2 separate regions of the Homo sapiens genome follow, and region 2 is linked to region 1. A link is an interaction called in ENCODE POLR2A ChIA-PET data of the cell type or tissue named here. Cell type or tissue: K562. All regions are shown on one strand.

The links. Peaks named below come from ENCODE experiments on the same cell type or tissue, not always from the same donor. Only the 100,000 strongest peaks of a DNase experiment are listed, where the experiment ranks them.
Region 2: POLR2A ChIA-PET joins it to region 1 with 8 read pairs; 3 of 35 experiments call an interaction of 5 or more read pairs at or near these places.

What each region holds. Positions count from the first base shown.
Region 1 is chrX:110,176,771-110,180,770 of GRCh38, reverse strand. TMEM164 (transmembrane protein 164) reads right to left here. Exons shown (of 7, transcript NM_032227.4): 7 at 2,983-4,000. It overlaps LOC124905230, which reads right to left. Exons shown (of 2, transcript XM_047442708.1): 2 at 2,983-4,000. Among named protein-coding and RNA genes, the nearest start is that of SNORD96B, 46 kb to the left of the region's middle. In K562, no CTCF peak of the experiment used is centred here; DNase peaks (open chromatin) are centred at 2,040 and 2,360.
Region 2 is chrX:110,043,358-110,047,357 of GRCh38, reverse strand. The region is part of intron 2 of TMEM164 (transmembrane protein 164); the gene reads right to left. Among named protein-coding and RNA genes, the nearest start is that of MIR652, 10 kb to the left of the region's middle. In K562, no CTCF peak of the experiment used is centred here; no DNase peak of the experiment used is centred here.

The DNA.
Region 1 (4,000 bases):
TGACTCATGCTACTGGCCCTGTTTCCTAGCACAGATGTGTCAAGGAAGCATCCACCCCCACTGCAAAGACCTGCCTCAGTGTGAAATGCAGAGATTACCGGCTGGCTGGGATGCAGGAGTTATTGAAAGTTAGGAAGTCAGCTGTGGAGGGCATCCATTAGCCACAGGAGAAGCCTCTCCCTACTGCCTCCCTGGCTCTTAAACCCCTTTGCCCAGCAGCTCAGACATCCCAGGTGTGCAATTCAGATGCGAGGCAGAGTGCTGACTGTGGGCGGGGCGGGGGGGTTCAGGCAGTAACAGAGTCCTTGACTTTAGACTACATTGGCCTTGCCTGTTGCCAAGGTTAGCAAACCACACATCCTTTGATTAAACCATTGCATTTGTCAGGCTGACATCTGTGTATTTCTGTTCCTCCACTGGCACTGGCAAACCAGGACAAGGGAAAAGCTCATTGGGGGATCAGGTTGTAACCATCTCAAGCTGCTCCCTACCCCTCAGCGGGGTGGATGACACATTCCATGGGCTGGTGGGGCTTTTGCCATGCAGACACCAACTCTGTGTGCCTCCAGGGAAGGAAGGGGTGACCCTGGTGGTGATGAAGAGCTATAAAGGATATGGAAAAGCAGTTGGACACCTTGCCCAGAGGTCCAGGAAAGAGTCAGGTGAACAGTTGCTGTTGGTCTTAGTGCTTTTCCCTCACAATACTGCCTCCTTATCCAGGACACCAACTATATAGAGCCCTGCAGAGAAACAGGATGGGGCCCCTCAGCAAGAAGCTTGAGGTGCCTGGGCAAACAAAGGCATCCCAGCCCCATCCAGGAGAATTCATAGGATGGGCATGGCTTATGTAGCCTAGGGTTCTCCATCAGAGAACAGTGGTGCCTCCTACCATATTTTAGCACTCAGGTGTAAGATCCTTGTTCACGGAGCACTTTCCATGGAATGGGTCCTGTGCCAGGGGCTGGAGGATGAATCAGACCCCACCTGGCCCTCAAGGAGCTTAATGTCTACAGAGGGAGAGAGACCAGTAATGAATCACGTAAGAGGGAGGCAAATGATGGCCAGAGTTAGTACCAGGTGCTGTAGGAGCAAAGTGGACTGGCACCTAACATAGCCTGGGGCTCAGGGAAGACTGCAGAGAGGAGCTAACCTTTGAGTGGAGGCCTTAGGATGAAACGGGAGAGTGGGAAGCTGAGAAAACAGCACAAAGGAAACAAATGGCAAGGACCTGGGAAATGGCGTGGCATGCCAAAGGGGAGTACGATCCCGCTGGAGTGAAGTGTTTCTCTGCATGCTTCTTTTGGGAGTGTGGGGTGGAGGAGATGTAGTTGAAGATGCTTACAAAGCCCAGGGCTTGTATGCTACATGAAAGAGCCTGGGCTTTATATTCTAGAGCCAGTGGCCCAGGGAAGTGATGCAGATCTGCACTGGAAAAGACTGTTGCCTGCAGGAGGGAATACAGACTAGGGTGGGGATGGACATGGTGGTAGGGGCAGATGCACTGCCCAGGGTAGGGATGGCAATGGCCTATGTCATCGTCTTTCTTAGCTCTCTTCCTAAAAAGGAACCCATGGGGAAAGGACACAAACCAACTCTCCTCACCTCCTCTCCGCAGCCTCTTTCCATCCTTCCCCTTCACCTGGCCCCCTTTCTTCCTGTGCCTTTCAGGTCTGCTTTGAGGCTGCTGCTGACAGGCCTTGATTCCTCTGCTTTCTACACTCGTGGGCCTCCCCTTTCTCTCTCATCTTCCACACCACTGCCCGGCTCTCTTTCCACTTCTATAAGGACCAGGGGTCCCTGGGCAAGGGTCTACCCAGCAGTGCCAGCACACTGGAAAGGCAGTGGAAGCTGGTGGAGAGTGGAGAGCATGTGAGCTTTGGGGTCTAACAAAACTAGTTTCCAATTCCAGCTCCTCCATTTATGACTAAACCTCCATGTTCTCACTTTCTCCCTACCGTACAAGGACAGCATTGCCAGTCAGCTAATTGTACTTTGATGGGGATTCTAAGAGGTAATGGGAGGGATTTGGCTCCATGCCTGGTGTGCAGTTGGAGCTACTACTTTGCTGATTAAGAACCTGAGGCAGCAAGATAAGTGACTTTTCTAGGCTGCTAATCTTCTAGTCCACAATTGCAAGACCCTGCCTCATTCATAGCCTGGGTGCCCAAACACTGGCAAATGAGGAGATCCACCTGCACTGGCTGCCAGGTCTGGCTAGCTGTACAAAGACTGCCCAGGGTAGGGATGGCAATGGCCTAGGTCATTGTCTTTTTCAGCTCTCTTCCTGAAAAAGAACACATGGGGGAAGGACACGAACCAACTCTCCTCACCTCCTCCCCACCAGCCTCTTTCCGTCCTTCCCCTTCGCCATATCTGGCCCCCTTTCTTCCTGTGCCTTTCAGTTCTGCTACCCCTCCCTATCTGGCTACCTCTCCTCTCCAGAAACAGCAGCCCAGGTGAAAGCCTGAACAGGGCCTCTGTCCTGTGTAAAAAGGGCCAATCACAGTCATCATGGGCTGCTCAGCAGGTAGCCTTGGAAAAGCAGGTCTGCTTCCAAAGGGTAAGGCTATCTTGTTCATGGTCCGACCCATGCTGGGTGCAGGCCTGTGCTGAGAAGTGCTGGTGCAGAGCTGGCCCTCAGGAAATCTAGGTTGAGTGGGCCTGAATGTGTTTGCCTTCTCCAGCTCAGTCCTCCAGCCTAGCCCAATGCACTTTGGGTACCAGAGAGCCCAGCAAACGTGCCCGGCAGACAAGCCCTCTGCTAAGAGCAAATGGCCTGCTGGGTCCCTGGCAGAAGTAGGCAATGTGTGGGAATTCAAGGGCAACCAGCCACGCAGCTCCCAGGACAAAAGTGTGCTGAGAAAGCCCAGCTGTCCTTTGAGGGTCTTCCACAGTACGGAGGGCCAGAGGCCCCTTTTGTCTATTTTTCAAAGCAGAGGGCCTTCTGAGAGGGTTCTGGGAAGCAAGGCCAGGACTCCTGGGTTCTCATAAATCTTTTAATAACAGTAAATGAAGAAACATTATAACAGTAAGCCCCATGGTGAGGGTTCCTTTTCATTCAAGGATCTTCAACAACAGAAACACCTGAGACTAAAATTCAGAATGCTAAGTACACAAATTAATGACCATTTATTTCCAAAGGCGACTGCAGATACCATTTCGGTACAATCAAAAGGTTTTACAAGACAGAGAAAACACATTACAAAATGCCCCAAGAGGTGAGCAAACTGGTGGGGGCACAGAGCACGCAAGAACCAGCCTGACAAAAATCCTAAGCCTGCTGCTGTTTAGGGAGAGTACAAAGACTGGTTCTAAGGGAAGCCACTGTGTGGGGGTTCAGGGGAGACAGTGACGGGTCTGCCCAGTGCATAGCAATCCCAGCTGGGAACTGAGGAAGGACAGGGGTAGGGGAAGAGGGGCAGAGGCATTTGCTAAGCTCCTGACAGAAACCATTACAGATCAGCCTATCACATTCTCTTCACTACAATAACACCAATATAAATGAAAGATTCTTTAAAATAGAACACAAAATGGACACCAAAAGAAAGCAAGAGTTTTCAAAACAACAGCTTTGTTTGAAATGACTTTTGTTTTGTTTTATTTTTCATGGGGCTTTGTCTGTTTCTTGCCATGAGTAGCAAACCAGTGTACAAAAATGTCACAGACGAGAGCAACAAGCGACTAGGTTTTCCTGAGCCCAAATCAGCTCACTCTATATACACAAAAGGAGGGCTGCCTCCCTGTCACTGACTCTACCCGCCACAAAGCGGGCAGGATGGGCAGTGGGGGGAGCTCCTTCCCAGCCTGGGGCCTTGCCAAGGAGCCCACAAGGGCCTGCAGGAGACCCTCCATAATCAGCGTCAGTGTCTTGTCTAACAGCATCACACATGGTCCTTTTTTCCTCCTCCCCTACCTCCCCTTCAGTAGAAACCAGTAAGAAAATCCTCTTCAGGAGGGGACAGAGGACTCTGGGTCAACATCTACAAATCCAAGGAAGTCT
Region 2 (4,000 bases), 130 kb after region 1:
GCCCAATCAACTCTTAATTATTCAGGCATTAATTCAACAAATGTTTGAGTGTTAAGTGTCATCTAATTTAGCATGCTGGCATCTCTATTTTTCTTCACTTTCCTTTCAGTAGACAGCCTTTAACTATCTGCACTTTGAAAAATACCTTCTGACACCTGGAATGCCCCACTTTCCTCTCCCCACCCACTCACTTGCTCTACAAATAGTGAGTGAAAGAGAAGGGTTGATAATTTCCCAGAGCTACCCTCCAAATCCCCTCAGGCCATTTTACAGAGTAGCCTTTCTCAAAGTTGAGAGCACATAAATATCACCTGGAGGTGGGTGAGTTAAAATTCATATTTCCAAGCCAAGCCATTTCTGTCCCCCACTCCAATATCCGGACTCAATAGTTCTGGGATAGGGCCCAGGAATTAGCATTTTTCCTTCAATGGATTCAAGGTGGAAGGAATCAGCATTTTTAAAAAGCACACATGGTGACTCTGATGCAAGTGGGTCAAGAACCATACTTTGAGAAATGCTATTGTGGATATTTTGGCTAGCTGAGTCCCAAATCCTGAACAAAGAATGGTTGCTAGTGGCCCAACATTAAACTCAGCCAACAAGAAAGCTGGGTGGCACTGACAAAAGGGGGTACAATAGATGGGAGAGGAAACTAACAGCCTAGTCAATTGCCCCCAACTCTATTTTAGTTTTTTAAAAGATCCCATATTTTGACTTAAATCAAGCAAATGGCATTGCTGTTCCAGCAATCTCCTAGTGACACCAGAAGAGAAACTCAAACAGGCAGCATTTATTAACAGAAAGAAGGTATAAAAGTAGAAGAAACAATGTTAATTTGCTTGGCCCCATCCCACCTTTTTTCAGCCTCCTTACCTCTCCTGCTAGTTGTTTCCATTTCTGTGACTGGATGCTGCTGTGGCAGAGAAGAGAGGCCAAGGTGGGGCAGTCTTCTATCATTCACATTAATGCTTTCCTCTATTACATGAATAATCAAGAGTTGACTGGAAAGAGGAATAAGCAAAAGGCAAATACTCTACTGAGAGGTTAAATAGGATAAAGAAGGCCCCCTGTTGGTTGAGAGCTGTGAAGTGATAAATGAACAGTCAGGATCCCTGCCTCTTTTCATTCTCACTGTTTGCCAGGAACACGGATTCAAAGCCCATAACGTCAGCACTGAGCTTGACAGAAATAATCAGGTATCTGTGTTTTTCCACTGTTCCCCGTAATACCTAGAATAGTCTTCAGCACTTCATGTCAGCCTTAAATGTAAACCAACTGTTGTTGACTCAACCCAGAAGTCGATTGTAAAGGTAGGAGCCTAGATCTGGTCTGATAATTTCCATTGTGGGAAAACAGAGTCTCATTCAAGCTGGCTCAAGAAAAGGGAGGTTTGTGGAAAGAATACAGGTATCCCATTTGAATCCTAGGGTAGGATAAAGCTGGGCCTCAGGAGAACTGGAAAGTGGTTCTGGGTTCATGGTGTCTGTAGGAAACAGCTCTTCTGTCTCTCAAGGCATCTCTGTTCCTCCCTTGCAAGGTCCCTCTGTTTGCTCATGGTTTCTGTCCCTTCAAAAAACTAGCTAGGACATGAACTGTCATGACTGCTCCACTCCCCATCATCTTTTGGCTCTTTTCCGTTACAAACTGCCTTAGGCTCTCAGCTTCCCAATTCTAATTTCCTAAGAGAGGAATACAAAAGGCCCAGCTCTCAGCTCGTCAAGCCCATGTTACCTGCTAGGTGACAGATGGGCTGTCTTGGTGACAGGTGGCCACTCAGTCCAATCAACCTAAGCCAGGGAGGCAGGGTCTCTGGCACAGTTCATGGCTGCTGGCACCTAGCACAGCTGGCACAGAGTGGTTTGTCTGAGATATGGACCAGAAGGCATAGTAAAATACATACGATACAAACCTGATCCTTAGCATGTAATTTGAAAGATAATGACATGTCCATTCATGAGCTTCAAACACCCATAATCTTTCTTATAAAGGATAGTACCTGACCCCAACCCTAAAAACTTAGCCCCCTTTACCCCCATTAAATTAACTTCTTTAAACTGGTAAAAGAATCTAAATATGTCATATTACAGAGGAAACACCATTCTGCCAGCTCCCTGGGGTAAAGAGGGAAGGATAAGAGAGTGTAAGGCAGACAAATCCTGATAAACTGATACCACTGGCCTTTAGCCCATCTCTCTGCAAGCGTTCAGTCAGTTTGCTTTACACCCTATGATCATCTTATCCTCCTCTAAGTTTCTCCAAGTGCCATGTGAGGTCAGTGTTCAATGTTAACTAGAACAAGGCAAGCAGCATCACAAACCAACAGATGGCAATTGAGAGCTTATCATTCTTGGATTATTTCATTCCCTGGAGTGATACATGCCAGAGAGTAAAGCAAGCTATTTTGACAGCAACCTAATAACAGCTGTCTTCTTCCACTTCTTGGCTAACTCATCCCCCAGATAGCCTTCTTTTCTCTTATCAATTCCCTGTTGCAACAATAATAAATGCCACACCTGATGGAGTCATTAGGCACTTTCCTAGTGACAAGTGCCTAGGACAGAGGAGAAAACAAAGAAACACTGACAACCACTGAAAACTGACATATCAGGCCAGGCATGTCAGCTCATGCCTGTAAGTCCAGCACTTTGGGAGGCCAAGGCAGGACGATCATGTGAGCCCAGGAGTTCCAAAATAGCCTGGGCAATATAGTGAGACCCCATCTGTAGAAAAAAAGTAAAAAAAAAAAAAAAAAAAAAAAAAAAAAGCAAGGAATGGTGGCAGTCCCCGCTACTCAGGAGGCTGTGGTGGGAGGATTGCTTCAGCCTAGGAGTTCATGGTTGCAGTGAGCTATGATCACGCCACTGCACTCCAGCCTGGGTGACAGAACAAGACCTTGTCTCAAAAACAAACAACAACAACAACAAAAAAAAAACCTGACAGATTATCACAGCAAGAAAACATGATGGTGGCCATCTCTCAAGATGAGGAACAGATGAGGGGAAATTAAAAGGTTGTATTTCCTGGAAAACAATGTTTCCCAAACTCAAAGCAGGGCCTACTGGAGATTAAGAAAGATTCCAAATAGAGTTTCAAAGACCAGGGCTGTAAAGCCCTAAAGACATGTGAAGGAATTTGATATGTAGTCTTATCTCTCAATTATCCCTGACTAGCTTAGTTTGAGTTTTCCTGTAACTCTTCCCAGTGCTCATGGATTTTCGTCTTATGGTTTCAGGTAAGTTATAGTAGCCTCTGGGGGGAGAAATGGAAAGTATAGTGCCTCTATTGTTGGTACCCAACAGTAGTTTTCAACCTTTTTGTCCCATGTGCCACCTATCATCACTTCTTCAAAATAGCCCTTCAAAATCCCTTACATTTCCTTCACACAAGGGATATTATGTAGCTGTTAAAATGAATGAAGCAAAGCTGTTAAAATGAATAAAGTAGAGCTATACACACTGGCATGGAAAATAGCCTAACTATATTATCAAGTGAAAAGAGACTCAGATTATAAGGAATCATCCCATTGTTATTTTAAAAAAAATGTGTAAAGAAAAAGCTCTGAAAGAATAAATGCTAGTTGTTAATAATGATTATCTCTGGCAGATGGGTTTATGGGGGACTTTCACTTTCTATTTTTGCCATTTCTCGCTTGCTTAAATTTTTCTTACAACACATGCTTTTTTTGCAACGAGGAAAAGGATATTTTTAACCCCTTACAGTTCTTTGATATGTGGTACCACCACAGCTTTAGTTTTCAATTCCAATTTGAACAGGATTTAGAGAGGCTGGAGGGTACAAAGTAACACAGAAGCATCCCTGGGGTTAGAAGAAAGTAGTCTACTCTGTTTATAGTAGTCAACATTCAGTAAGTAAATTCCACTAATGGGATAGAAGACAGTGCAGTAAAGAGATCAAACACATGGGCTTTGGAGTCTGACTTCAAGTCCCAGCCTACTACTAACTTATTCTACATTTCCTCCTCTATTTACTAATAATATCT